Linked DNA regions of Homo sapiens: region 2 is linked to region 1. Evidence: read pairs that join two places in POLR2A ChIA-PET (ENCODE). Cell type or tissue: PC-9. All regions are shown on one strand. Each heading gives the region's core, and the rest is flanking DNA. Links, peaks and the distances in the headings are about the cores only.

Region 1 (15,277 bases), core at 2,688-10,687:
CCTCGGGACTGGGCAGGCAATGATACCACCCACTTTGCTACAGTGATAACAGACCCTGTGACAAGATAATGGGAAGTGTCACTGACATTAGCTGGGCATTTAGGCATTCTTTCAGGTAATCTTCCTCTGACCTTATGAGGAAAAGACTATTATTTATCCCCACTTTGTAGATGAGAAAATAGGATTAGAGAGATTAAGTAACATGGCCAACGTCACAGAGCTAGTAAGTGAATAAGTTGGAATTTGAACCTAGATCCCTGTAGTTTTAGAATATATACTCTTAACTCTTTATGACAACAACTGTGATTTGTCTGTTCTAGTCTTACACTCCCACTCCATCCAAGCCAAGGGCTCCCTAGGCCTTCAGACAACCTTTTGTGAGTATTTTTTGTTTTGTTTTTTGAGACAGGGTCTCGCTTTGTCACCCAGGCTGGAGTGCAGTGGCGTGATCTCTGCTTACTGCAGCCTCAACCTCCTGGGCTCAAGTGATCCTCCCTCCCCAGCCTTCCAAGTAGCTGGGACTACAGGCACGTGCCACCACACTCGGCTAATTTTTGTATTTTTGTAGAGACAGGGCTCCGCCATATTTGTCAAGCTGGTCTTGCGCTCCTGGGCTCAAGGGATCCATCTGCCTTGGCCTCCCAAAATGCTGGGATTACAGGTGTGAGCCACCACGCCCAGCCCAGAGGACCTTTCATGAGCCCCAGGGGGAGTGGGAGCCACTGTGACCAGAGAAAGAATCTGCTCCATTTCTTGCTCTGGGATTGGACTTCCAGAGGGCCGAGGTCATGGACAGGCACAGGAAGGCTCAGCCTGATGGTGGGGTCCTTCCCTTGGACAGTGGGTTTGAAGTGCCCTGAGCCTGGGCTGTGGGTAACTCACCTACACCTGAGAGGGAAATCTTGAGTAGACAAGCCAGGCCCTGGCCCTCCTGTTCATTCAGCAGAGCTCAGGGCATGGCAAGGGGCAGGAAGCTCACATCTCCCTGTGGCTGCAGCCTGCTTCAGTTCTAATCTGGCGCTGTAGAAGCTCTGAAGGGCAGTGGGGACCAGACCCCAGCGCAGCCTCCTCCCCAGCTGGAGCTGGTGCTGTCAATGGAGAGTGGGCAGGCACTGGCCTCACCCAGGCAGCCTGGTGGACAGGCGCCAGTTGGCTCCTAGCACAGCCTTGAGGACGTGTCCCAGTCTGGCCATGTACCCACGGCCCCAGACCATTCCCATTCCCACGACCTGTTCAGTGTCTGGCATGATTACTGCCATTACTGGTGGCCCCTGCTGGGGGTGTGCTGGTGTGTGAGGCAGTGCTTGGGGCTCTTGTCATGGGCATAGGCAAGAGAGTCAGGCATTTGCATTCATTGGACTTGGTCTCAGCGTCTTTCCATTAGGTTTTTGGTTTGTTATTTTTCCACCTGAGCCTGAGGCATTCCTTGGGCATCCTGAGTGATAGGCTTCAGGGAATTTATAAGGTTCCTGAAATTGTATGTAAAAAAGCATTCCTGGCAGGGGACGGTGGCTCACGCCCGTAATCCCAGCGCTTTGGGAGGCGGATCTCCTGAGGTCGGGAGTTCCAGACCAGCCTGACCAACATAGAGAAACCCCGCCTCTATTAAAAATACAAAATTAGCTGGGCGTGGTGGCGCATGCCTGTAATGCCAGCTACTTGGGAAGCTGAGGCAGGAGAATCACTTGAACCCGGGAGGCAGAGGTTCTGGTGACCCGAGATCACACCATTGCACTCCAGCCTGGGCAACAAGAGCAAAACTCCATCTCAAAAAAAAAAAAAAAAAAAAATTAATTCCTGTTGGCAGGAGAGCTGGAAGCTTTTTCCAGATACTCAAAAGTTATATATGAATAGTGAGGACTTTTTCTTTTTTTTGAAATGGAGTTTTGCTCTTGTCGCCCAGGCTGGAGTGCAATGGCACAATCTTGGCTCACCACAACTTCCACCTCCTGGATTCAAGCGATTCTCGTGCCTCAGTCTCCTGAGTAGCTGGGATTACAGGCATGCACCACCCTGCCCAGCTAATTTTGTATTTTTAGTAGAGACGGGGTTTCTCCATGTTGATCAGGCTGGTCTCAAACTCCCGACCTCAGGTGATCTGCCCACCTTGGCCTCCCAAAGGGCTGGGATGACAGGTGTGTGCCACCTTGCCCAACCAATTTTTGTATTTTTTAGTAGACACGGGGTTTCATCATGTTGGCCAGGCTGGACTCGAACTCCTGACCTCAAGTGATCCACCTGCTTCGGCCTCCCAAAGTGCTGGGATTACAGGCATGAGCTACTGCACCTGGCCTGATTCAGTAGGTTTCCTTTTTTTTTTTTTTTTTTTTTTTTAAAAAAAAAAAAGAGAAAGGGCCTCGCTCTGACAGCCAGGCTGGAGTGCAGTAATGCAATCACAGCTCACTGTAGCATCAAACCCCTGGGTTCAAGAGATCTTCTGCCCAGCCTCCCTAGTAGCTGGGATTACAGGTACTTACCACCATACCTTGCTTATTAATTTTTTTTTTTAATAGAGACATGGTCTCGCTATGTTGTCCAGACTAGTCTCGAACTCCTGGGGTCAAAGGATCTTTTAGCCTCAGCCTCCTGAGTAGCTGGGACTACAGGTGCATACCACTGTGTCCGGCTGCACGGTGAGGAATTACTGAGTAGGTACTGCCCACTCAGCACAGGAGGGACTTCGGAGTCAACCCCCTCGCTTCAAATCACAGCTCTGTCACTTTCCACGTGTGTGACTTTAGTCACGGTTCTTAACCTCTTTGTGCATGTTTCCACATTTGTAAATGTGGAAATGATTTCTATTTGATCATTGCTTTCATAGGGTTGTTGTGAGAAATAATAAGCTAGGATGTGCCTGTAATCCCAGCTACTCAGGAAGCTGTGGTGGGAGGATCACTAGAGGCCAGGAGTTTGAGACCAGCCTGAGCAACATAGCAAGACCCTGTCTCTACAAATATATTTTTTATTTATTTAATTTAATTAATTTATTTGTTTGTTTATTTATTTTGAGATGGAATTTCACTCTTGTTGCCCAGGCTGGAGTTCAATTGTGCAATCTCGGCTCACCGCAACCTCCACCTCCTGGGTTCAAGCGATTCTCCTGCCTCAGCCTCCCAAGTAGCTGGGATTACAGGAATGTGCCACCATGCTGGGCTAATTTTTTTTTGTATTTTTAGTAGAGATGGGGTTTCTCCATGTTGGTCAGGCTGGTCTCGAACTCCTGACCTCAGGTGATCTGCCTGCCTTGGCCTCCCAAGGTGATCCCACCTCAGCCTTCCGAGTAGCTGGGACTACAGGCGTGTCTACCAAGCCTGGCTAATTTTTGTATTATTATAGAGACAGGGTTTTGCCATATTGCCCAGGCTGGTCTCGAACTCCTGGGCTCAAATAATACCCCCCTTCGGCCTCCCAAAGTGTTGAGATTACAGATGCGAGCCGCTGTGCCCCACCAGGGAATAAAATTTTTTAAAACCCTAGTGCCATATGATGAAGGGGCCCCTGCTTTTGAGGGAAGGGCTCCTGCCTTTTCTCACGCTTCTCTCCACCCCAGGTATGATCTCATGTACCAGTGCTGGAGTGCTGACCCCAAGCAGCGCCCGAGCTTTACTTGTCTGCGAATGGAACTGGAGAACATCTTGGGCCAGCTGTCTGTGCTATCTGCCAGCCAGGACCCCTTATACATCAACATCGAGAGAGCTGAGGAGCCCACTGCGGGAGGCAGCCTGGAGCTACCTGGCAGGGATCAGCCCTACAGTGGGGCTGGGGATGGCAGTGGCATGGGGGCAGTGGGTGGCACTCCCAGTGACTGTCGGTACATACTCACCCCCGGAGGGCTGGCTGAGCAGCCAGGGCAGGCAGAGCACCAGCCAGAGAGTCCCCTCAATGAGACACAGAGGCTTTTGCTGCTGCAGCAAGGGCTACTGCCACACAGTAGCTGTTAGCCCACAGGCAGAGGGCATCGGGGCCATTTGGCCGGCTCTGGTGGCCACTGAGCTGGCTGACTAAGCCCCGTCTGACCCCAGCCCAGACAGCAAGGTGTGGAGGCTCCTGTGGTAGTCCTCCCAAGCTGTGCTGGGAAGCCCGGACTGACCAAATCACCCAATCCCAGTTCTTCCTGCAACCACTCTGTGGCCAGCCTGGCATCAGTTTAGGCCTTGGCTTGATGGAAGTGGGCCAGTCCTGGTTGTCTGAACCCAGGCAGCTGGCAGGAGTGGGGTGGTTATGTTTCCATGGTTACCATGGGTGTGGATGGCAGTGTGGGGAGGGCAGGTCCAGCTCTGTGGGCCCTACCCTCCTGCTGAGCTGCCCCTGCTGCTTAAGTGCATGCATTGAGCTGCCTCCAGCCTGGTGGCCCAGCTATTACCACACTTGGGGTTTAAATATCCAGGTGTGCCCCTCCAAGTCACAAAGAGATGTCCTTGTAATATTCCCTTTTAGGTGAGGGTTGGTAAGGGGTTGGTATCTCAGGTCTGAATCTTCACCATCTTTCTGATTCCGCACCCTGCCTACGCCAGGAGAAGTTGAGGGGAGCATGCTTCCCTGCAGCTGACCGGGTCACACAAAGGCATGCTGGAGTACCCAGCCTATCAGGTGCCCCTCTTCCAAAGGCAGCGTGCCGAGCCAGCAAGAGGAAGGGGTGCTGTGAGGCTTGCCCAGGAGCAAGTGAGGCCGGAGAGGAGTTCAGGAACCCTTCTCCATACCCACAATCTGAGCACGCTACCAAATCTCAAAATATCCTAAGACTAACAAAGGCAGCTGTGTCTGAGCCCAACCCTTCTAAACGGTGACCTTTAGTGCCAACTTCCCCTCTAACTGGACAGCCTCTTCTGTCCCAAGTCTCCAGAGAGAAATCAGGCCTGATGAGGGGGAATTCCTGGAACCTGGACCCCAGCCTTGGTGGGGGAGCCTCTGGAATGCATGGGGCGGGTCCTAGCTGTTAGGGACATTTCCAAGCTGTTAGTTGCTGTTTAAAATAGAAATAAAATTGAAGACTAAAGACCTAAGGTTTTGTCTCTTTTTTTTTTTCTTTTTTTTTGAGACAGTCTCACTGTGTTGCCCAGGCTGGAGTGCATGGTGTGATCTTGGTTCACTGCAACCTCTGCCTCCTGGGTTCAAGCGATTCTTGTGCCTCAGTCACCAGAGTAGCTGGGATTACAGGGGCTCACTACCATGCCCAGGTAATTTTTGTATTTTTAGTAGAGATGTGGTTTCGCCATGTTGGCCAGGGTGGTCTTGAACTCATGACCTCAAGTGATCTGCCTGCCTTGGCCTCCCAAAGTGCTGGGATTACAGTCCTGAGCCACCACACCTGGCCCCAGCTTTGTCTCTTAAATGTTTACTTTTTTTGAGATCACAAAGATGAAAGATTTTTATAGAGAGAAAAGTCTGGAAAGACATATGCCAAAATGTTAACAGCTGTTATCTTTTTTTTTTTTTTTTTGAGACCGAGTCTCACTCTGTCGCCCAGGCTGGAGTGCAATTGCGCGATCTGAGCTCACTGCAAGCTCTGCCTCCCAGGTTCACGCCATTCTCCTGCCTCAGCCTCCCGAGTAGCTGGGACTACAGGTGCCTGCCACCACGCCCGGCTAATTTTTTGTATTTTTAGTAGAGATAGGGTTTCACCGTATTAGCCAGGATGATCTCAATCTCCTGACCTCGTGATCCGCCTGCCTCAGCCTCCCAAAGTGTTGGGATTACAGGCGTGAGCCACCGCACCTGGCAACAGCTGTTACCTTTAAATGATGGGGTTAAGGGGACGTTCTTCTTTGTGCTTTCCAAGTTTTCTGCATTGAGCACAAAATGCTTTTGTAATTAGATACAGGATCCCAATGAATCTTATTATACTGAAGATAATACAGAGTCACCGTGGGCAGTTAGAAAAATGCAAAAAATCGGCTGGGCGCAGTGGCTCACGCCTGTAATCCCAGCACTTTGGGAGACCTGGGTGTGTGGATCACGAGGTCAGAAGTTCAAGACTAGTCTGACCAACATGGTGACACCCCGTCTTTACTAAAAATACAAAAATTAGCTGGGCATGGTGGCGCGTGTCTGTAATCCCAGCTACTCAGGACACTGAGGCAGGAGAATTGCTTGAACTCAGGAGGCGGAGGTTGCAGTGAGTCGAGATCCCGGCAGCCTAGGTGACAGGCGAGACTCCATCTCAAAAATAAAATAAAAATAAAAATGCAAAAAATAATAAAAGGTGCCAGTTACCTATACTCCCACCACCTAGAGATAATCACCATTGATCTTTTGAAAATGCAAATATTCAGCTGGGCACAGTGGCGTGTATTTTTTTTTTTTTTTGAGACGGAGTCTCGAGTCTCTCTCTGTCGCCCAGGCTAGAGTGCAGTGGTGTGATCTCGGCTCACTGTAACCTCTGTCTCCCAGGTTTAATCAAGTCTCTTGTCTTGGCTTCCCGAGTAGTTGGGACTACAGGCACGAGCCACTGTGTCCGGCTATTTTTTGTATTTTTTTGTAGAGACAGGGTTTCGCCATGTTGGCCAGGCTGGTCTCGAACTCCTGATTTCAAGTGATCTGCCTGCCTTAGCCTCCCAAAGTGCTGTGATAACAGGGGTGAGACACCATACCCAGCTTGTAATCCCAGCACTTTGGGAGGCTGAGGCGGGTGGATCACTTCAGGCCGGGAGTTCGAGACCAGCCTGGGCAACATGAAACCCCATCTCAACTAAAAATTCAAAAAAGTTTAGCCAGGCTTGGTGGCGCAGGTTTGTCATCTCAGCTACTGGGTGACTGAGGCATGAGAATCACTTAAACCTGGGAGGAGGAGGTTGCAGTAAGCTGAGATCTTGCCACTAAACTTCGGCCTGGGTGACAGATTAAGACTGTCTCAGAAACAAAACAAAACAACAAAAAAGCTTTTAGAGCAAGTTCATGGGAGATGCAGCAGGAGGCGCAGGAACCACACATGTGCTAGTGAGGAGTGTGGGGAGACTGGGAGGGCCCACAGGTATTGTGCTGCTTCTGGCTGAGGGCAGGGGAATAGGGTGGCTGCTTCTGAAAGCAAATATCCTGAAAAACCTGTTGCTGGTACTCCAAATTCTGGTTCCCATGTAGATCATGAAACCTGAAAAACTTCCAGGCAAGTAGCTTTCAGAATCTTTCCTGCTGTGATTAGCTTTCACTGCAGGTAGTGATTACCTGTGAGATAACATCTGGGAATTATTGATTGAAAAGACCTTCACTATCGGTTGGGGGCGGTGGCTGATGCCTGTAATCCCAGCACTTTGTGAGGCTGAGGCGGGTGGATCACCTGAGGTCAGGGGTTCAAGACCAGCCTGGCCAACATGGTGAAACCCCATCTCTACTAAAAAATACAAAAACTAGCCAGGAGTGGTGGCAGGCACCTGTAATCCCAGCTACTTGGGAGGCTAAGGCAGGAGAATCACTTGAACCCTGGAGGCGGAGGTTGCAGTGAACTGAGATGGCACCAGTGCACTCCAGCCTGGGTGACAGAGCGAGACTCCATCTCAAAAAAAAAAAAAAAAAAAAGAGGCCAGGCATGGTGGCTCACGCCTATAATCCCAGCGCTTTGGGATTTTCTGTCTCAAAAAAAAAAAGAGAGAGACTCTGGATCAAAAAGGATTTTCACAAACAGATCCAAAGAACCAGCATCCAGATTAAGAAACAGCATTAACAGCAACCCAGAAGCAACCCTTGGGACCTGCCTCAATCTCTGCCTCCTCCCTACTCCCCATAGGTAACCTCTATCCTGACCTCTTAACACCATGGATCAGTGAAGCTCCTTTTAAAAGTATATAAATGGAGTCATGTAGATTTGATTACTTTGCGTTTGGCTTCTTTCCCTCAGCAACATGTTTATAAGGATCATCTAACAACAGCAGTTTTGAAAAGTGAGTCTCAAAGAGGCAAGAATGGCCGGGCATGGTGGCTCACACCCGTAATCCCAGCGCTTTGGGAGGCCGAGGCGGGCGGATCACAAGGTCAGGAGTTTGAGACCAGCCTGGCTAACAGGGTGAAACCCTGTCTTTACTAAACCCTGTCTTTACTAAAAATACACAAAATTAGCCAGGTATGGTGGCAGGCACGTGTAATCCTAGCTACTCGGGAGGCTGAGGCAGGAGAATCACTTGAACCTGGGAGGGGGAGGTTGCAGTGAGCCACTACATTCCAGCTTGGGTGAGAGAGTGAGACTCCATCTCGGAAAAAAAAAAAATTAGCTGGGCGTGCTGGTGGGTGCCTGTAATCCCAGCTACTTGGGAGGCTGAGGTAGGAGAATTGCTTGAACCTGGGAGGTGGAAGTTGCTGTGAGACGAGATTGTGCCATGGCACTCCAGCCTGGACAAGAGTGAGACTCCATCTCAAAAAAGAAAATAATAATAATATAGTTTATTTTTCAGTATTTCATGTTGATTTATCTCAAATTTATTGTTGAATAAGAAGTGATACAGAGATTCAAAGTTATTTTTCCCAGATACTTTTTATTGTCCCAATACCACCATTTATTGAACAATCTATATTTTATGCACATTTCTTTTTTTTTTCTTTTTTTTGATACAGGGTCTTGCTCTGTTTCTGCCTGGGCTGGAGTAAAGTGATAGTAAACTGATTCTCCCACCTCAGCGTCCTGAATAGCTGGGACCACAGGCACACGCCACTGCACCTGGCAAATTTTTAAGTGTTTTTTTTTTTTTTTAATACAGAGCCTTGCTCTGTCGCCCAGGCTGGAGTGCAGTGGTGTGATCTCGGCTCACTGCAACCTCCGCCTCTCAGTTCAAGCGAGTCTCCTCCTGCCTCACACTCCCAATTAGCTGGGACTACAGGCACGTGCCACCACAACATGCTAATTTTTTGTATTTTTAGTAGAGACAGGGTTTCACCATGTTAGCCAGGATGGTCTCGATCTCCTGACCTCGTGATCTGCCCGCCTCAGCCTCCCAAAGTGCTGGGATTACAGGCTTCAGCCACCGCGCCCGGCCCAGTTTTTAAGTGTTGTAGAGATGGAGTCTTGCTTTGTTGCCCAGGCTGGTCTTGAACTCTGGGCTGAAGCGATCTGCCCACCTTGGCCTCTCAAAGTGCGGAGATTACAGGTGTGAGCCACCACACCCAGCCAGAATTTCTTGAATAATCTGTCTCCATTTCTCTATATAGCCTCATTGATCTATCTAAACTCCCATATCTATTTTGGTTGCTAGACTGTTCATCCCAATTACATGTGCCAGTGTCACTGCTACACTAATTGAATTACTATAAATGTATAATGTTTTCCTATATGTTCGTGGTACATTTTTTTTGCAACGTTCTCCCAAGGTCTGAGGAACACTATGTCAAGGCATGGCATGAAAGGAATACAGGTCTCCCAAGGCTTTAGAGAAGAATGATTTGTTCATGGTGTCACAAAGCAAGGGGTGAGGGGCACAATTGGGATGAAAACCCAGGGATCTACGTAATTCCTCCATCTTTCCACTGCCCCAGAGTGGGAAGGTAGGGGTAGCTGAGAGGTTTTGAGGACCAGAGGATAGCGGGGAGTAGTCTGGATAGACTTTTCTGTCTCTAAGTCCTGTTAACTCCACTCTCCTATTGCTTTTGCATGGGTCCCTCCCCAGCTATCAGCATCCTGAGGCCTCCTCTCTCACCCAGAGTATTGCAACAGCTGTGCAAACCTTCCTGACGAAGACCAGGTCAGCACTCCTTTGGTTATGAAGCCGCTGCCCCCAACACCTGTGGAATTTGTCTTCAGGGTTCTCCTTCCTGTTTTGTAATTATAATTATCTCGAGAGGCCGAGGTGGGTGGATCACTTGAGGTCAGGAGTTCAAAACCAGCCTGACCAACATGGTGAAACCCCATCTCAACTAAAAATACAAAATTAGTCGGACATGGTGTCATGCGCCTGTAATCCCAGCTACTCTGGAGGCTGAGACAGGAGAATCGCTTGAACCTGGGAGGCGGAGGTTGCAGGGAGCTGAGATTGTGCCACTGCACTCCAGCCTGGGTGACAGAGCAAGACTCTGTCTCACAAAAAAAAAAAAAAAAAAAAGGCCTGGCGCGGTGGCTCACGCCTGTAATCCCAGCACTTTGGGAGGCCGAGGCGGGCGGATCACGAGGTCAGGAGATTGAGACCATCCCGGCTAACACAGTGAAACCCCGTCTCTACTAAAAATACAAAAAATTAGCCGGGCGTGGTGGCAGGCGCCTGTAATCCCAGCTACTGGGGAGGCTGAGACAGGAGAATTGCGTGAACCCGGGAGGGGAAGCTTGCGGTGAGCTGAGACTGAGCCGCTGCACTCCAGCCTGGCCTGCAGAGCGAGACTCCATAAAAAAAAAAAGAAAAAAAAATTATCTCTCCCCCTTCCCTTTCCTCTCCATATAAGTTGTGTGCACACAGGGACCTGTCTTTTTTATTATGGTATCCTCAGCGCTTTCGCACTTCGTAGGCACTCAATGAATATTCATTAATTGGGTGTGGGGGTAAGGGAAAGGAGGGGTCTAGTAAAATTTATAACTGGCGATTTGGTGGTTGGTGAGAGTATTGAGTGCGTGCCTAGGGCGCACAGGGGAAAACACTGGTAATATTTACTTCACGAGACCTTTTTAGAATTAACTAAAAGTATCTAAGGGCCTAGAAGAGTTCCTGACAATTGGCCAAAGTTCAGTAAATCTTAGAGAACACTCCTCCCCTTTTCTCCAAATTCCTCAGTTTTTCCCCAGGGTAGAGCAAGAGCAAAGGAGAGAAGCCTTTTGGGCCCTCCCTAAGCCACAGACAGGTTGGGGAAGCCTCTGGATCATTAAAAGGCAGAAAATAATTTTACATTTGGTCCTCTAAAACCCCACAAGCCCCAAATCAGAAGGCTGTGCCTGGACTTAGCTCGAGCGAGCCCAGAAGCACCTGGTGGGATACGCAGCTGTGCCCCAGGCATTTCTACCCACGGGCTCCGGCCAGAGAGGCTCGCGCTAGGCGGGCTGGGCCCGCGGGACGAATCCTCACCTCTGCGGCCCACTCGAGAGCGGGGCCACACGCGGGCGTCACACGCGCGGTCACGAGCCGGTTTGCCCCGCCGGGGCTTGGCCGAGGCCGCTCGGCGGCGGGCAGGGAAAGGCTTGGCCTGGCCGGCGGGACACCAGCGCCTTTGTCCGCGGCGCAGAAGGGCCCCAGCTGCGGACAGAGCCGGCGCCCTGCAGGCCGCGGGGAGGAGCGCGGCGGGCGCAGGCGGTGGCGGCCCGTGGGCGCGGGGCCCCTGCAGGGACGGGGACAGACGCGCACGGAGCGGGAGCCCGGCAGCTCCGGGTCTACGGGATCCATCCTCCCAAGGGTGCCCGAGAACACTCCATCGTCGCGGAATGCCCGCGCTTCTTTCGTTAAAGCTGTCTTTGAGTTTGCCTCCTCTGGTGGTAAAAGTTAATTCCACAAGTATTGACTTGGCCCAGAGTAATAGCAAAGAACCGTGAGCCTCCCGTTTTTACGCCCTAGGGGCTCACGCTCTTGGAAACGACGAAAGCGTTGCCTGTTTGTCAAGAAAACTAAGGAAAAACAGAGAAGAAAGCTAAGACGCTCTACAGACAGTAAGCGCCCTGGAAGGGAGATGAGAGCTAGGTGGGTGGGGCCACGTGGCCGAAGTGGAAAAGGCCCTAGTGGTGGGGCTGGGAGCTGTGGGATGCCACATGCCAACAAAGTCAGCAAATGCCTACGGGGCAAAACGAAGATGAAGAGTCCGAGGGAATCCCTAAAGCCAAAAACCACAGAATGTTTGGTAATCATTACCATTCAACAAACAAACTTTCCCTCAATATATTTTTTAAGGTTGACAGAAATAACCCTTTATTAAAATGAAATGTATATAACAACATATAACGTGGATGAAAACAATACATGTGATCCTTAAACTATTTAAAATTTCTTTTCTTTTCTTTTCTTTTTTTTTGAGACAGAGTCTCGCTCTGTCGCCCAGGCTAGAGTGCAGTGGCTGTCGGCTCACTGCAACCTCCACCTCCCTGGTTCAAGCGATTCTTGTGTCTCGGTCTCCCAGCACTTTGGGAGGCCGAGGCGGGCGGATCACCTGAGGTCAAGAGTTCAAGACCAGCCTGGCCAATATGGTGAAACCCCGTCTCTACTAAAAATACAAAAATTAGCCAGGCATGGTGGTGAACGCCTGTAGTCCCAGCTAGTCGGGAAGCTGAGGCAGGAGAATCTCTTGAACCTGGAAGGTGGAGGTTGTAGTGAGCTGAAATCATGCCACTGAACTCCAGCCTGGGTGACAGAGGGAGACTCTGTCTTAAAAAAAAAAAAAAAAAAAAAAAAAAAAGGTAAGACCTGCTGGGCTGCATTCCCAGTAAGTTAAGGCATTCTTAATCACAGGATGAGATAGGAGGTCAGCACGAGATACAGGTCATAAATACCTTGTTTTTTGTTTGTTTGTTTTTGAGATGGAGTCTCACTCTGTCACTCAGTTGCCCAGACTGGAGTGCAGTGGCGCAATCTCGGCTCACTGCAACCTCTGCTTCCTGGGTTCAAGAGATTCTCCCGCCTCAGCTTCCCGAGTAGCTGGGATTACAGGCATCCACCATCAGGCCCGGCTAATTTTTGTATTTTTGTAGAGGCAGGGTTTTACCATGTTGGCCAGGCTGGTCTTGAACCCCTGACGTCAGGTGATCCTCCGGCCTCAGCCTCCCAAAGTGCTGGGATTATAGGCATGAGCCACTGCGCCGGCCAGACCTTGTTGATAAAACAAGTTGCAGTAAAAAAACCGGCTAAAACCCACCAAAACCAAGATGGCGATGAGAGTGACCTCTGGTCGTCCTCACTGCTACACTCCCACCAGCACCATGACAGCTTACAAATGCTATGGCAACATCAGAAGTTACCCTATATGGTCTAAAAAGGAGAGGCATGAATAATCCACCCCGTGTTTAGCATATCATCAAGAACTAACCATAAAAATGGGCAACCAGAAGCCCTTGGGGCTGTTTTGTCTATGGAGTAGCCATTCTTTTATTCCTTTACTTTCCTTATAAACTTGTTTTCACTTTATGATCTCGCTCTGAATTCTCTTTTGCAAGATCCAGGAACCCTCTCTTGGGATCTGGACTGGGACTCCTTTCCAGTAATGTAACCGCCCAAGGTGTTCACCTTGCCTCCTGCCTAGACAGAACCAACTTATCACAACCTTTTTGATAAATTGATAAATTTTGATCGCTCAGCTTATATTCAGTTCTTGTTAATCCCCTAAGCAGGAACTAATTTACTGGGGAGGGATTTAATGTTAAAGTTGGGCATAGGTCTACAAGTCAGCCCAAGAGGATTCCTCACCTCATTAAATCTACTCACCACTGCCGATGAAAAATATATTAATCCTAATGTCTGGTCCAAAAAAGGAAACCGAGGGAAATTCCAAGTCCCTCCGATCCACATCAAGCTAAAAACCCCAGGAGAAGTAGTAAGAAGGAAGCAATCCCTATTCCCCTAGAAGGTAGGATAGGGTTGAAACCTATAATCAAAGACCTTATTAAGGATGGGCTTCTCGAGCCCTGTATGTCCCCTTATAACACCCCAATACTGCCAGTCAAGAAATCAGATGGGTCATACCAGCTACTACAGGACCTTAGAGCTATCAACCAAATAGTCCAGACTACCAACCCCATTGTCCCCAATGCTTACACGGTTCTTAGCAAAATTCCATGTAATCATCAATGGTTTACCATAATAGATTTGAAGGATGCTTTTTGGGCATGTCCCCTGGCTGAAGATAGCCGAAATATATTTGCTTTTGAATGGGAGGATCGCCACTCAGGGCGGAAACAGCAATATCGAGATGGACGGTCTTGCTCCGACGGTTCATAGACTCTCCTAATCTTTTTGGCCAAATTTTAGAACAGGTACTAGAAAAAGTTGTCATACTAGAACAAATATGCCTTCTTCAGTACGTAGACGACATTCTTATATCTGGTGAAGATATAGAGAAGGTAACTGACTTCTCTACACATATTCTTAGCTATCTGCAGTTTGAGGGGCTATGAGTCTCAAAAAGAAAGCTTCAGTATGTAGAGCCCGAAGTTAAATATTTAGGCCACTTAATAAGTGCAGACAAGCGAAGAATAGGGCCTGAATGAATCGAGGGAATGGTGTCCCTACCCTTGCCTCAAACTAAATAAGAACTCAGGAAATTTTTAGGGTTAGTCAGATACTGCCGCTTATGGATTGACTCATGCACTGCACAGTAAACTGTTATATTAAAAACTTGCCCAGGAGAAGCCGAACCATCTCCTGTGGACTTCTGAGGAAGCTGATCAAGTCTAGAAGCTGAAGGAAAGGCTCATAACTGCCTTACCCTCCCTAGAAAAGCCATTCCACCTTTTTGTTAATGTGGACAGTGCGGTAGTTTTAGGAGTGCTGACTCAAGAACACAGAGGCCGCCGGCAGCCCGTAGCCTTCCTATCAAAGGTGTTGGACCCAGTCACTTGTGGATGGCCTCAATGCATCCAGTCCATCGGGGCTGCGGCAATACTGGTCGAGGAAAGCAGGAAGTTAACCTTTGGAGGAAAATTGACGGTAAGCACGCCTCACCAAGTTAGAACTATCTTAAACCAGAGAGCAGGGAGATGGCTTACCGACTCGAGAATCTTGAAGTATGAGGCCGTTCTGTTAGAAAAGGATGATTTAACATTGACCTCTGATAATTCACTCAACCCAGCAGGTTTCCTAACAGGGAATCCAAATCTATGGAGGGAACACACATGTTTAGATTTAATTGATTACCATACAAAGGTTCGACCAGACCTAGGAGAAACCCCCTTCCGGACTGGACGGCACTTATTCATAGACAGTTCCTCCGGGGTGATTGAGGGAAAAAGACACAATGGGTATTCAGTGATTGATGGAGAAATTCTCATAGAAATAGAATCTGGAAAATTGCCAACAATTGGTCTGCTCAAACATGTGAGCTATTTGCACTCAGCCAAGCCTTAAAGTACTTACAGAACCAGGAAGGAACCATCTATACAGATTCCAAGTATGCCTGTGTAGTGGCCCATATGTTTGGGAAAATTTGGACTGAAAGAGGTCTCATTAGTAGTAAAGGTCAAGACCTTGTTCACAAGGAGCTGATCACCCAAGTATTGAATAATCTTCAGTTGCCAGAAGAAATAGCTATTGTCCGTGTTCCCGGACACCAGAAAAACCTTTCTTTTGAAAGTTGAGGAAATAACCTAGCAGATCAGGTAGCCAAGCAGGCTGCTGTGTCTTCTGAAATGCATATTTTTCACTTAACTCCCTACCTGCCTCCTCCTACTGTAATCCCCATT
Region 2 (15,277 bases), core at 2,350-10,349, 57 kb after region 1:
TTCAGACTCCTTACTTAGCTTGACACATAAAGCTCACTACCTCATAGTTTATCTCACGTCATATGTCTCCCTCATACGCAACTTGTTTTATCCATGATACATGTGTGTACTACTTTCAGGCCTCTAGATGAGGGGTTGGCAAATGTTTTCTGTAGAGGACTAGATAGTAAATATTTTAATGTATGGACCTTAGCGTTTCTTTTAAGTACTACTCAATTCTGTTGTGGTAGTAAACTGCAGGACCAGCCCAGAGAGTGTCTACTCTGTTGATAACAGAATGTCAGGTTACTTTGTAGATATAAAAGAGCCAAGATTGCAAGTCATGTAGCCTGGGCATGCACAATAGAAAAAGCTTTGATCTTTAACAGCACCCAGAACCAACATCCCTCCTCTCCTCCCCCAGCAGAACCAAGAAGTCTGGGACATGACCAGAACTTGAATGCTGGAACCTTTTCAGAAGCAGCGGGTCCATTGGCCGTAAAGATCCAGGGCTAAAATTTGCCTCAGCATACCTTACCGAAATGGTTAAGTTTGAAGCCCTCCAATCAGACCTTGGCAAGCCAACATTTCCAGGTCTTTTCCCTTGCCCTCCAACCTCTTAAAACTTGTCCCAGACTCCAAATCAGGGAGATAGATTTGAGCTGGGCCTCCTGTTTCCTCACTAGTCTGCCTTGCAATAAAGCGTTTCTTTTCTCAAAAGCTGGTGCCTCCTACCTGTAGGAGGTCTCCTTCCTGTAGGAGATAGGGAAAAAAAAAAAAGCTGGTGCCATAGTATTGGCTTCAATGCATAATGGGCAGAGAGCCCATTTGCTAGATAACAGCACAAAAGCAGCCACAGACAATAATACACAAACAAATGAAATGGCTGTGTTTCAGGAAACTTTATATATAGACACTGAAATTTGAATTTCATGTAATTTTTTTTTTTTTTTTGAGACGGAGTCTCGCTCTGTCGCCCAGGCTGGAGTGCAATGACATGATCTCAGCTCACTGCAACCTCTGCCTCCCGGGTTCAAGCGATTCTTCTGCCTCAGCCTCCCGAGTAGCTGAGACTACAGGCGCGTGCCACCACGCCTGGCTAATTTTGTATTTTTAGTAGAGACGGGGTTTCACTGCGTTAGCCAGGATGGTCTTGATCTCCTGACCTTGTGATCCCCCCTGCCTTGGCCTCCCAAAGTGCTAGGATTACAGGTGTGAGCCACCACGCCCAGCCTGGTAGCCACCTGTTAAGGGAAGATTACTATATGCCAGGCATTGTGTTAAGGATCATTATTTAATCGCCTAAGTAGTCTCTTCCTGACATTGCCCTCCTATGGTATTTTTTTTTTTTTTTTTGAGACAGAGTCTTGCTCTGTTGCCCAGGCTGGAGTGCAGTGGTGCAGTCTTGGTTCACTGCAACCTCTGCCTCCTGGGCTCAAGTGATCCTCCCACCTCTGCCTCCCTAGTAGCTGGGACCAATGTAACTGTGATGTTACAGAAAAAAATAAAGCAGGGAAGAGAGATGGGGAAGAAATCAAAATCTGAATTGAGATTGAGCCACAATACTTGGCTAATTTCTGTATTTTTAGTAGAGACGGGTTTTTGCCATGTTGCCCAGGCTGGTCTGGAACTCCTGAAATCAAGTGATCCACCCACCTTGGCTTCCCAAAGTGCTGGGATTACAGGTGTGAGCCACTGTGCCCGGCCTGTGATATATTCTTAATATGGCAGCAGAGAGAAGCTGTCAGATTGGAGATGCTGATGCTGTTAAAGTCCAGTCATATCGTTCCTCTGCTCAAAACCTTACAGTGACTTCCTATTTCTGGCAAAATAAAAGCTAAAATCCTTACAACGGCCTTTAAGGTTGTATGTGAGCTGCTCCCCTCTTACTTCTCTGACCTTATCTCTTAACACTCCCTTCCTTAATCTCTGCTCCAGCTTCTTCATCTCCTTGCTTTTCCTTGTTCATGCTGGGCATATACCCTTTCATTTCTGGTTTCCTCTGTCTGGAATACTGCATAGCTTGTTCCCTCAATTCAGATTTTGATTTGAATGCCTTGGTTCCTATTTTGATTTCTTCCCCATCTCTCTTCCCTGCTTTATTTTTTTCTGTAGCATCACAGTATATAACACACCATATTACATCATGTATTTATTTATTTTCCTTGTTTGATGTTTCCCCTACTAAAATTCGAGTACCATGAGGACAGGGATTTTTGTCCTGTTTGCTGCTGTTTTTGTAGTACCTAGCAAGCACAAAGTAAGTGCTTAATAATGTTTGCTGAGTGAATGAATAAACTGCCACAACCCTATGCCATGGACACTGTTATTTCATTTTGCAAATGAGGAAACTAAAGCCCAGAGAGGTTAAATGATTTGCATAGGGTCACATGACTCTTAATCTTCCTGCTGAATGGCTTTATCTCCTGTCATCTCATTATGCCTCTGTGCTCAGTCATGGGACACTAAATATTTGTGTATGTTTATGTATGTGTGTGTGTATGTATGTTTGAATATCATATACATGTTTTATCTTCTGTGCCTTTGCTCATGTTGTTTCCTCAGGAGACATCCTTCCCCTTTCCTTCCCCTTACTGAGGTAGAACTTTATTTGCAGGAGAAATGGTGATTTAGAGGAGTTGCTGGGTATGAAGATTGTTTGGTGAGATAGAGGGATGAGTATTGTGAGCTAAGGCCAAATGATGGTAAATGCATATAATGTATGTTCAGGGAGCGTTTGGTTAGAATGAGGTTTTGTTTGAGTATGATAGACCATGAAGTTAAAGAGAGGGAGGGAGGGTTATGGTCCCACCATTGAGACCTCGAGCTTCAGGCTAAGGAGCAGGTATTTTTATCTTGTCCCTTGAAGGTTTTTGAGCAGGAGAGTGTTAATGAAAAAATAGTACTTGGAAAAATATTTGATTTTGCAGTGGTGATGAGAATAGTTTGAAGTAAGAACACTTAGGAGATTATTAGGATGACATAGTTCAGAGGTGAGGTAATCAGGGCTGAAGTTTATAATTAAGAGTGGAAATTGGCTGGGTGTGGTGGCTCACGTGTGTAATCCCAGCACCTAGGGAGGCTGAGGCAGTTGGATCACTTAAGGTCAGGAGTTCGAGACCATCCTGGCCAACATGGCAAAACCCCATCTCTACTAAAAATACAAAAATTGGCCGGGTGTGGTGGCGTGCACCTGTAGTCCCAGGTATTCAGGAGGCTGAGGCACGAGAATTGCCTGAACCCAGGAGGTGGAGGTCACAGTGAGTCGAGGTCCTACCACTGCACTCCAGCCTGGGCAACAGAGAAAGACTCTGTCTCAAATAAATAAATAAGTAAATAAGAGTTGAAATTAAAGTGCGGAGATGAGACACTAGACAAACACCAAACACAAACACACACACACACAAAATAAGGCTGGGCGCGGTGGCTCACGCCAGTAATCCCAGCACTTTGGGAGGCCAAGGTGGGAGTTTGAGACCAGCCCAGGCAACATAGTGAGACCCCCCCCCTCCTATAAAAAATTTTAAAAAATTAGCTGAGTACGATGGCATGTGCCTGTGGGCCCAGGTACGTGGGAGGCTGAGGTGAGTGGATTGCCTGAGCCTGGAAGGTCAAGGCTGCAGGGAGCCATGATCCTGTCACTGCACTCCAGCCTGGGTAACAGAGTGGGTGTCTCAGAAAAAAGAAGGACTACATTAAGACTAAATCCCAGCTACAAATACATTCATGTGCCACATAATGATATTTTGGTCAATGATGGACTGCATATACTGTGGTGGTCCCATAAGGTTAATGGAGCTGAAAAATTTCTGTTGCATAGTGATAGGGTAGCTGTTTTAACGTTGTGGCACAATGCATTTACTCTTGTTTATAGTGATACTGGTGTAAACAAACCTGTGCTGCCAGTTGTATAAAAATATAGCAGGTACAATTACATATAGTATATAATAATTAAAACTTTATAAAATTCAGTACTAGATGATACTGCAATAACATACAGTACATAATATATAGTGGATATACATATATTACATAGTTCATAATAAGCTGTGTTACTGGAGTATGCATTTACTATACTATACTTTATTATTTTATTTTCCTGCAAATACCTCATCTACTACTTGAGTTTAATTTTTTTTTATAGACAGGGTTTCACTCTGTCACCCAGGCTGGAGTGCAGTGGGGTGATTGAAGCTCACTGTAGCCTCCAACTCCTGGGCCCAAGCAATTCTCCCATCTCAACCTCTTGACCATGCCAGACTAAATTTTTTATTTTATTTTATTTTATTTTTTTTGAGATGGAGTCTCGCTCTGTTGCCCAGGCTGGAGTGCAGTGGCACAGTCTCGACTCACTGCAACCCCCGCCCCCCAGGTTCAAGCGTTTCTTCTGCCTCAGCCTCCCCAGTAGCTGGGATTACAGGTGCCTGCCACCATGCTTGGCTAATTTTTTTTTTTTTTTTTTTGAGATGGAGCCTTGCTCTGTTGCCCAGGCTGGAGTACAGTGGCGGGATCTCGGCTCACTGCAACCTCCACCTCCTGGGTTGAAGTGATTTCTGGCTTATTTTTTGTGTGTGTTTTTAGTAGAGACAGGGTTTCACCGTGTTAGCCACAGTGGTCTTGAACTCCCGACCTCAAGTGACCTGTCCTCCTCAACCTCCCAAAGTGCTGGGATTACAGGCCTGAGCCACCATACCCAGCCTAATTTTTGTATTTTTAGTAGAGATGGGGTTTCACCATTTTGGCCAGGCTGGTGTCAAACTCCTGACCTCAGGAAATCCACCTACCTCAGCCTCCCAAAGTGCCGGGATTACAAGCGTGAGCCACCACACCTGGCCTGTGGTGTTTTATATCAGGGATTTGAGCATCCATGGATTTTGGTATCTGCAAGGGTGTCCTGGAACCAGTCCCCATAAATAATGAGACAACTGTGTATCTCAAAGGTGACACCGTAAAGGGAGATGATCATGATCTGGAAACTTTGATAGAAAGGCAAGAGAATGACAATCATATCTTGCTCTGGGGGCGGGGGTGGTAAAGGTCGTAGTAAAGAGAGAAATGTGAGAAAATACTTGAAGGAGGACAGCCAGGGTTAAGTCAAGGTAAATAAGTGGAAGGACCATTGTTCAGAAAGATTGAGGAAGCCTGAGATTTGGTATGATAAGAGTGAGTATTGTTTTGGGCATAGTGGAAAGATTTGGGCAGTGACAGTGTGGAAAGAACCAGGGTTGAGGACCTACAGATTAGGAAGATAGGTCATGGTTCGTATCATATTGCCTTTGTCTTTGGTGACCTGGGATTATAGAGATCAGAGGGAATGTTGGAAGTTATTGATTGACTTAATTGTCTGGACTTTGCAAGTTGTTTTGGTACTGAAACTGGTTTAAAGATTCAAATAGTATATTACTTGATCTCATAGAGGTGGTAAATCCTTTTTATAAAGTTAGCGTCAAAGGCAACAAAGACTGTATTCTGGGTGAGGGGTTGAATAAGCAGAGTTGAAATCACTTGTTAGGTAAAGGCTCCCAGAAGGAATGTGGTGAAAAGCCGATTGTGTCCAACGACTCCTGTGATGCTTATAGAGGGGCTATAAAGTTCCCCCAGGTTGAGGGGAATGTGGTGACAGGGTTCATTTTAGAATAGAGTGATTATCAGTTTAAAATTGAATGGCTTGTGGATATATGCTAGAAGGAACCAGAAATGAATATCTGTTAGGATACTGGGATATGGGTTACAATTTTTTTTTTTTTGAGGCAGAGTCTTGTTCTGTTGCTCAGGCTGGAGTGCAATGGCGTGATCTCTGCTCACTGCGACCTCCGCCTCCCGGCTTCAAGAGATTCTCCTGCCTCAGCCTTCTGAGTAGCTGGGATTACAGGTGCCTGCCACCCCATCTGGCTAATTTTTGTATTTTTAGTAGAGACGGGGTTTCGTTGGCCAGGCTGGTCTCGAACTCAGGTGGTCCACCGCCTCGGCCTCCCAAAGTACTGGGATTACAGACGTGAGCCACTACTGTGCCCAGCTTTTTTTTTTTTTTTTTTTTTTTTTTTTGGGACACAGTCTTGCTCTGTCGCCCAGGCTGGAGTGCAGTGGTGAGATCTCGGCTCATTGCAACCTCCGCCTCCTGGGTTCAAGCAATTCTCTTGCCTCAGTCTCCTGAATAGCTGGAACTATAGGTGTGCGCTGCCATGCCCGGCTAATTTTTGTATTTTCAGTAGAGACGGGGTTTCGTCATGTTGGTCAGGCTGGTCTCGAACTCCTGACTTCAGGTGATCCGCCTGTCTCGGCCTCCCAAAGTGCTGGGATTATGGGCATGTGCCTGGCCAGATATGGGTTAATTTTTAATTTTAAAATATGCTAGAATTTTTTTTTTTTTGAGACAATCTTGCTCTGTCACCCAGGCTGGAGTGCAGTGTCATGATCATATCTCACTGCAGCCTCTAACTCCTGGGCTCAGGAGATCCTCCTGCCTTAGCCTTCTGAGTAGCTGGGACCACAGGCATGTACCACCACACTCAGTTAATTTTTAAAGTTTTTTTTGTAGACGGGGTCTTCCTATGTTTCCCAGGGGTCTTGCTTGTCTTGAACTCCTGGGCTTAAGTTATCCTCCAACCTTGGCCTCTCAAAGTGTTGGGATAACAGGTGTGAGCTATTTTACCTGGCCTTTCTTTTCTTTTTCTTTTTTTTTTTTTTTTTTTTGAGACAGGGTCTTTCTCTCTTGCCCAAGCTGGAGTGCAGTGGTGTGATCTTGGCTCACTGCAACCTCTGCCTCCTGAGTTTGAGTGATTCTCCTACCTCAGCCTCCCTATTAGCTGAGACTACAGGCGCGTGCCACCATGCCTGCGCCACCATGCCTGCTAATTTTTTGTTGTTGTATTTTTGGTAGAGATGGGGTTTTGCCTTATTGCCCAGGCTGGTCTTGCACTCTTGGGATCAAGTGATCCACCTGTCTTGGCCTCCCAAAGTGCTAGGATTACAGGTGTGAGCCACCACACCTGACCTTTTTTTGATGGGGGTCTCACTGTGTTGCCCAGGCTGGACTTGAACTCCAGGTCTCAAGTGATCTCACATCTCAGCCCTTTCAGCATGAGAATTTGTCCTTCTCTTCCTGGTTGGGGATCATAATGTCTTCTTTTTTTCCCCTCTTGTTATACTATTCTTGTCCCATCCCACTTCTGACTTCACCCTTTTCTTTTGTGTGTTTTTCCTTGTCTTATGGTTTCTTCTCTTGTGTGGCTCTACTATTTTATGGCCCCTTCTCTGGCAATGTTTTAGTTTCTATTCTTGATTCCAGCTCCGTGAGTCTTTTCCTCCCACTTTCCATTCAGTTGAGAGGGAATAAGAGAGTACATTTTTACATTTAAGTCAGAGAATGTTTGTCATTCCTATTTAACTAAACTCTCATAGCACTCTTTCCTCACAAGCTGATGGTTAATTCATAGAACCTTTAGGTCTGTTGGATCCCCCTATCTAATTAGCTCGGCACAGGAGTCAGGAGCATGTAGTTTTTTTTTTTTAAATTAATTAATTTATTTTTATTATTTTTATTTTTTTAGATGGAGTCTCGCTCTGTCGTCCAGGCTGGAGTGCAGTGGCGCAATCTCGGCTCACTGCAAGCACCGTCTCCTAGGTTCACACCATTCCCCTGCCTCAGCCACTAGAGTAGCTGGGACTACAGGCACCTGCCACCACGCCCAGCTAATTTTTTTTTTGTATTGTTAGTAGAGACGGGGTTTCACCGTGTTAGCCAGGATGGTCTCGATCTCCTGACCTCGTGATCTGCCTGCCTTGGCCTCCCAAAGTGCTGGGATTACAGGCGTGAGCCACCGTGCCTGGCCCCAGGAGCATGTGGTTTTTATGTGGAGTTAGGAGTTGAAGGTGAAATAAGAGGTTCCTTAATCTGCAAGGCATTGTTGGTAGAGCTTTTGCCTTGAGAGATGACTCTGAGTGTGCTGACCAATCTGTCAAGGATGATGAGAGCTAGATTACTGTGCACCAAAGGAGAATGACAGTATCCTTTGGTGGTTTAGAGGAAGGCCAGTGTTTACACAGCAAGGGCATCAAGGCAGGCTTCATGAAAATACTCGACTTTAAGAATGAGGATGATTTCAATAGGAGGAGATTAGGGAGAATGATGCTGGTGAATTTATGGACTACGAAGGCAGAGAGAAGATGCTAAAGCAGCGTAATTATAAATGCAAAGGTTCAGATAAAAAAACCCGGGGAGCATATTTAGGAAATAAGGAGTAGTTGAGTATACAGCAGCAGGAAGAAGGAAAGCTGGGTCCAGAGTATTGAGGCCCTTATATGCTAAGCTAAGGAGTTGAGGTGCAACTTGGTGCTCATTGTTTGTCTTAGAGTTCTCACTAACCTTAAAGTTACTGAGAATTTACAAAGGAGTTGTTGAGCCTAGAGAAGCGATACAGTTTCTTATCGTTGATGTAAGATTGTACATCATTTGAACCTTAGTTTTGTGACATTAGCGTCTAACATTTATTTGTAGGTATTTCCTCTTAGTTTTTTTTTTTGAGATGGAATCTCGCTCTGTCGCCCAGGCTGGAATACAATGGTGCGATCTCGGCTCTCTGCAATGTCTGCCTCCCGGTTCAAGCGATTCTCCTGCCTCAGCCTCCCAAGTAGCTGGGATTACAGGCATACGCCACCACATCCAGCTAATTTTTGTATTTTTAGTAGAGACGGGGTTTTGCCATGTAAGTTAGGCTGGTCTCAAACTCCTGACCTCACGATCTGCCCACCTCGGCCTCCCAAAGTGCTGGGATTATAGGCGTGAGCCACTGCGCCTGCCCTCCTCTTAGTTTTTAAAGTTTTGAGATAAAATTAATGTACTATAAAATTTACCCATTTAAAGTGTATAATTCAGTGGTTTTTAGTGTATTCATAGTAATGCATCCATCACCACAATTTTAGAACATTTCAGCATCCCAGAAAGCAACACTATACTCATTAGCAGTCATTCCCTATTTCTCCCCCAGTCTTCCCAGGCCTAGGTGACTATCAGTCTACTTTCTATCTCTATGGATTGATCTGTTTTGGAACATTTCATATAAATGGAATCATACAAAATGAGGTCCTTTGTGATCAGACTCTTTAGCATGTTTTCAAAGTTCATCCATGTTGTAGCATGTATCCATACTTAATTCATTTTTATGGCTGAATAATATTTCATTGTGTTGATACAGCACATTTTGTTTATCCATTCTTCAGTTGATGAACATTTGGGTTATTTTCATTTTTTGGCTACTATGAATAATGCTTTTGTGACCATTAATGGACTTTTTTTGTATAAACTTATGTTTTTATTTTTCTTGGGTATGTACGTAATAGTGGAATGATTGGGTCATATGGTATCTCCATGCTTAACTTCTCGAGAAACTGCCAGTGTTCTCCAGAGTACCTATACTATTTTATATTTTCACCAACAGAAAATGAGAGTTCCAATTTTTCTACATCCTAACACTTTTTTTTTTTTTTTTTTTTTGAGAAGGAGTCTTGCTCTGTTGCCAGGCTGGAGTGCAGTGGCGTAATCTTAGCTCACTGCAACCTCTGCTTCCTGGGTTCAAGCAATTCTCCTGCCTCAGCCTCCCGAGTAGCTGGGACTATAGGTGCGCGCCACCACGCCCAGCTAATTTTTGTATTTTTAGTAGTGACGTGGTTTCACCATATTGGCCAGGATGGTCTCGATCTCTTGACCTCGTGATCTGCCTGCTTTGGCCTCCCAAAGTGTTGGGATTACAGGCATGAGCCACCGTGTCCGGCCTACACTTTTTTTGTTCTATTTTGTTTTGAGACTGGTCTCACTCTGTTGCCCAGGCTGGTGTGCAGTGGTGCAGTCACAACTTACTGTAGTCTTGACCTCTGGGGCTCAAGCAATCCTCCTGACTCAGCCTCCCAAGTAGCTGGGACTACAGGTGCACGCCACCACACCTAGCTAATTTTTGTGCTTTTTGTAGAGACAGAGTCCCACTTTGTTGCCCAGACTGGTCTCCCGCTGAATTCCTGGGCTCAAGCAGTCCTCCTGCCTTGACCTCTGAAAGTGCTGGGATTACAGGTTTGAGCCACTGCGCCAGGGCCTAGCCAACACTTAATTGTCTTTTTGATTATAGCCATCTTAGTGGATGTGAAATGGCATCTCATTTGGTTTTGATTTGCATTTCCCTAATGACTAATGACATTGAGCATCATTTCATGTGCTTTTATTAGTCATTTGTATATCTTCAATGGAGAAATGTCTGTTCAAGTCCCTAGCCCATTTTTAATTTTAATTGAATTTAATTTGTGGTGTTTTTTTTTTTTTTTGAAACGAAGTTTCGCTCTTGTTGCCCAGGCTGGAGTGCAATGGCGTGATCTCGGCTCACTGCAACTTCCACCTCCCGGGTTCAAGCTTTTCTCCTGCCTCAGCCCCCCAAGTAGCTGGGATTACAGGTGCCCGCCACTACTCCCAGCTAATTTTATTATTATTATTATTATTATTTTAGACAGAGTCTTCCTCTGTTGCCAGGATGGAGTGCAGTGGTGCGATCTCAGCTCACTGCAACCTCCGCCTCCCAGGTTCAAGCGATTCTCCTGTCTCAGCCTCCCAAGTAGCTGGGGCTACAGGCGCATGCCACCTCACCCAGCTAATTTTTGTATTTTTAGTATTGACGGGGTTTTACCAGGATGGTCTTGATCTCTTGACCTTGTGATTCCCCCTGCCTTAGCCTCCCAAAGTGCTGGGATTACAGGCATGAGCCACTGTACCCGGCCATTTTTTTGTATTTTTAGTAGAGATGGGGTTTCACCGTGTTGGCCAGGCTGGTCTCGAACTTCTAACCTCAGGTGATCTGCTTGCCTCAGCCTCCCAAAGTGCTGGGATTACAGGCGTGAGCCACCATGCCTGGCCTTTTTTTTTTTTTTTTCTTTTGAGACTGGGTCTTTGCTCTGTTGCCCAGGCTGCAGTGCAGTGGCATGGTCAGGGCTCACTGTAGCCTCATCCTCCCAGGCTCAAGTGATCTCTTACCTCAGCCTTCCAATTATAGGCATGTGTCACCACACTTAGCTAATTATTTTTTATTTTTTTTTTAGAAACAGGGTCTTGCTGTGTTGCTGGGGTTGGTCTTGAATTGAGCTCAAGCCATCTTCCTGCCTTGGCCTCTCAAAGTGCTGGGATTACAGGTGTGAGCCATGGTGCCTGGCTCTTTTTTTTTTTTTTAATTTATTTTATTTTATTTTATTTTTTATTTTTATTTTTTGAGACGGAGTCTCACGCTGTGGCCCAGGCTGTAGTGCAGTGGCGTGACCTTGGCTCACTGCAACCTCCGCCTCCCGGGTTCATGTGATTCTCCTGTCTCAGCCTCCTGAGTAGCTGGGACTATAGGCACGTGCCACCATGCCTGGCTAATTTTTTGTATTTTTAGTAGAGATGGGGTTTCACTGTGTTAGCCAGGATGGTCTCGATTTCCTGACCTTGTGATCTGCCTGCCTCGACCTCCCAAAGTGCTGGGATTACAGGGGTGAGCCACTGCGCCTGGCCCTGGCTCCCATTTTTAAAGTGATTTTTTTGTTGTTGAGTTGTAGGAGTTCTTTTTATATTCTAAATATTAGTCCATTATCAGATATATGGTTTGCAAATATTTTTTCCTTTTCTGTACATTGCCTTTTCACTGTCTTAATAGTGAATAATATACAAAAGGTTTTAATTTGATGAAGTCCAGGATCTTTTTTTATCGTGTATTACCTGTGCTTTTTGTGTCATACTTTTTTTTTTTTTTTTCCCTGAGATGAAGTCTCACTAAGTCGCCTCCGCCCGCCTCAGCCTCCCAAAGTGTTGGGATTACAGGCATGAGCCATCATGCCCAGCCTTTTTGCCATACTTAAGAAATCATTGCTAAATCCAAGGTTGTGACTCTTTCTCATTTTTTTTCCATAAAAGTTTTATAGTTTCAGCACTTACTTTTAGATCTTTGATCTGGTTTGTGTTCATTTTTGCATGTGGTGTGAGGTAAATGGTTCAACATAATTCTTTTATTTTTTTGAGTCAATGTTCTGCTGAACCAACATAATTCTTTTGTATGTGTATCCAGTTGTCCCAGTACCATTTTTTCATCCTCTGTGAATTTAATAAAGTACATCTTCATATTTTACATAATAAGACATTTCTTCATACTTTATATAAAACTGGCCTAACATTTCATTCAAAATATTACTATACAGGCCAGGTACAGTGAGTGGATGGATCATACATGTAATCCCAGAACTTTGGGAGGCTGAGGTGGGAGGATTGCTTGAGGTCAGTAGTTTGAGACCAGCCTGGGCAACGTAGCAAGACTCCATCTGTACCAAAAAAAAAAAAAAAAAAAAAAAAGAAGGCCGGGTGTGGTGGCTCACATCTGTAATCCCAGCACTTAGGGAGGCCGAGGTTGGAGGATCACTTGAGTCCAGGAGTTTGAGACCAGCTTGGTCAACATGGTGAAACCCTGTCTCTACTAAAAATACTAAAAATTAGCCAGGCATGGTGATCACGCACCTGTAATCCCAGCTACTTGGAATGCTGAGACATGAGAATCACTTGAAACCCGGGAGGAGGAGGTTGCAGTGAGCCGAGACTGTACCACTGCCCTCCAGCCAGCCTGGGTGGACTCTGTCTCAAAAAAAAGAGGAAAAGAAAAAATATTACCATTCAAAGTGAATATGAAATGTGTATTATTAATTGTGGAATACTAAAGTTGGAGTATATACCATAGAGGTTGTCTTCAGTCCTCCTTATTTTATAAATGTGGAAAGAAAGACCTAGAAAAGTTAACTGATGTCCAGTGTTGTATAGCTAATCAGTTGGAGATAATACGTTAACCCAGGTGTTTGCAAACTTTTTCTGTAGAGGGCCACATAGTAAGTATTTTAGGCACTGTGGGCCAAGAGGCAAAATAGGGTATTATGTAGGTACATATATTAAAAGAAAAAACAAATTTCCACAAATTTTGTATTGATGAAAATAAAAAATGTAATTGTTTAGTACTTTTTCATTTTGGTAATACATGTCTACAGATGAGAAGAATGGAATTCTTTTTTTGGGGAGGATAACAATTTGTTTAATTGAAGTTCAAAGTAAATGTTCCTTAGCCTTAAAATCAGTTGCAAATGTTCATCTGTTATTATTTATCTGTATGAGGTTTTATGTATTTAATCTTAGAAAATGTCATTTTTCACAGACAGGTCCTGCCAATTACTCATATCAATTCACAAGCATGTGTTTCTAATTGAGCCTGTTAGTCTCTTGGAAGGCATTTTAAGAATTCTGTTAGGGCCGAGTGCGGTGGCTCACGCCTGTAATCCCAGCACTTTGGGAGGCTGAGACCGGCAGATCACTTGGGCGGAGCTCCAGACCAGCCTGGCCCATGTGGTGAAACCCTGTCTCTACTAAAAATACAAAAATTAGCTGGGCGTGGCATGTGCCTGTAATCCCAGTTACTCGGGAGACTGAGGAAGGAGAATCTCTTGAACCTGGGAGGTGGAGGTTGCAGTGAGCTGAGATTGTGCCACTGCACTCCAGCCTGGGCTACAGAGTGAGACTCTGTCTGAAAAAAAAAATTGTTGGATTCTTTGATTTTTAAAACATTAGTTGAAGATTAATCACTTTAAATTTAAGGCTAGATGGAACCTCCCCAATTGCACAAGTAGATAGATTTTGAAATGGAGAAATTCCCTTTTCACTTGCACCAAGTTCTGGTGCAAGTATAAAATGCTGAACTTGGAAGATATATTCACTACAACTTTGTATGGGAATGGACATCTCTCATACTGTTTTAATTCTGGACAACACAGGAAGTGTATGTACTTTGACAATACTTGTGGTTCAAACAATATTAATTTTTATTGAAATGACTTTGTGGCAGCATAAGTTCTGCATATAATCACTGTTTTGCTATTTGACTAGGTTGAATTCATTGAGACACATGGTGAAGTCTGTCAGAAAAGCTAATTTCCAGAGCCATTCAGTGTTCAATTAAATAGTGGGTGTGGGTGGTCTCATTCAGAAAAATTTCAGCTCACCCTGAATTTTAAAAATTGCAGTAAAAATTTCCCTCTGCTAAGCTCAATCACTGCTTCAGAAAATAAACTGAAAAAGTTTATTTTCTCTGGATATACAATTCTTTGGCAGCTATAGTCAGATGTGATTTAGTTAACTAACTATTGCTAAGTGACTTTCCTTGCTTGGCTAATAGAGGTGATATTCAGAAGCTTACTTTCGTTGCATCCTCATTTGTAGTTTTTATTTTTGTGAAGAAATTTAGCTGTGAGGAGATATTCCATTTTATTTTATTAATATTTATTAATTTTTTTCTATTTTTCTTTTTTTGGAGATGGAGTCTTGCTCTGTTGCCCAGGCTGGAGTGCAATGGCATGATCTCGGCTCACTGCAATCTCTGCCTCCCGAGTTCAAGTGATTCTCATGCCTCAGCCTCCCCAGTAGCTGGGGTAACAGGCGTGTATTTTTAGTTGGAGGGGGAAGTTCTGCCATGTTGGCCAGGTTGGTCTCGAACTCCTGGCCTCAAGTGATCCACCCACCTTGGCCTCCCAAAGTTCTGGGATTACAGGTGTGAGCCACTGGAGGGAGAATTGCTTGAACCTGGGAGGTGGAGGTTGCAGTGAGCCAAGATCATGCCGCTGTACTCCAGCCTGGGCAACAGAACGAGACTCTGTCACCCCCCGCCCCCTGGAAAAAATGCGTTTTTTGACTTAATGATATTTTCAATTGTGATGGGTTAATTGAGATATCACCCCACTGTAAGTTTATGGGGACCTGTATTGGTGTCATTCCAGGTTACTGGAAAATTATTTCTGTAACCTGTATGTGTACACTGGTTAGCAATGTAGTTTTTACTGAGTCACAGTCAGAAAAGTTAGAGAAATATTTATAGAGCATATATGATGTCAAGTAAAAAATGTCTGAAATCCATGAAGACTGCCTGTCTTCCATGTACAACTTACTTCTTCAGATTTGTTATTTCCATTGGATAAGCTTCAGGTTTCTTTTATATGTTGATGTTCTCCAGGGCTATTTTCTAGCTTGGCTCTCTTTTCTCATTCAGCTTCTATGGTTCTTTATCTTTTGTTGGGTCATACACCCCTCGGAAAATTGATAAAATTTATGGACCCTTTGTCAAAAATTGCTTGTATGTACCTTACACAAACTTGTGCTTACAATTTTAGGAGTTTCACAGGACATCTGCCTGCAAGCTCATTCGTAGATTCTAGATCAGAGCCCCACTTCTCTATGTGCTACCTGAATAATTGCACTTACATTTAT

Evidence for each region. Peaks named below come from ENCODE experiments on the same cell type or tissue, not always from the same donor. Only the 100,000 strongest peaks of a DNase experiment are listed, where the experiment ranks them.
Region 2: POLR2A ChIA-PET joins it to region 1 with 7 read pairs; 8 of 35 experiments call an interaction of 5 or more read pairs at or near these places.

What each region holds. Positions count from the first base shown.
Region 1 is chr15:41,574,336-41,589,612 of GRCh38, forward strand. TYRO3 (TYRO3 protein tyrosine kinase) reads left to right here. Exons shown (of 19, transcript NM_006293.4): 19 at 3,551-9,254. The coding sequence ends at 3,941. Among named protein-coding and RNA genes, the nearest start is that of TYRO3, 23 kb to the left of the region's middle. RefSeq lists a silencer at 11,134-11,243. In PC-9, for the core only: a CTCF peak has its summit at 6,924; DNase peaks (open chromatin) are centred at 7,006 and 9,686; H3K27ac peaks cover 379 bases.
Region 2 is chr15:41,632,037-41,647,313 of GRCh38, forward strand. It overlaps a transcript of MGA not described here. Among named protein-coding and RNA genes, the nearest start is that of MGA, 21 kb to the right of the region's middle. In PC-9, for the core only: no CTCF peak of the experiment used is centred there; no DNase peak of the experiment used is centred there.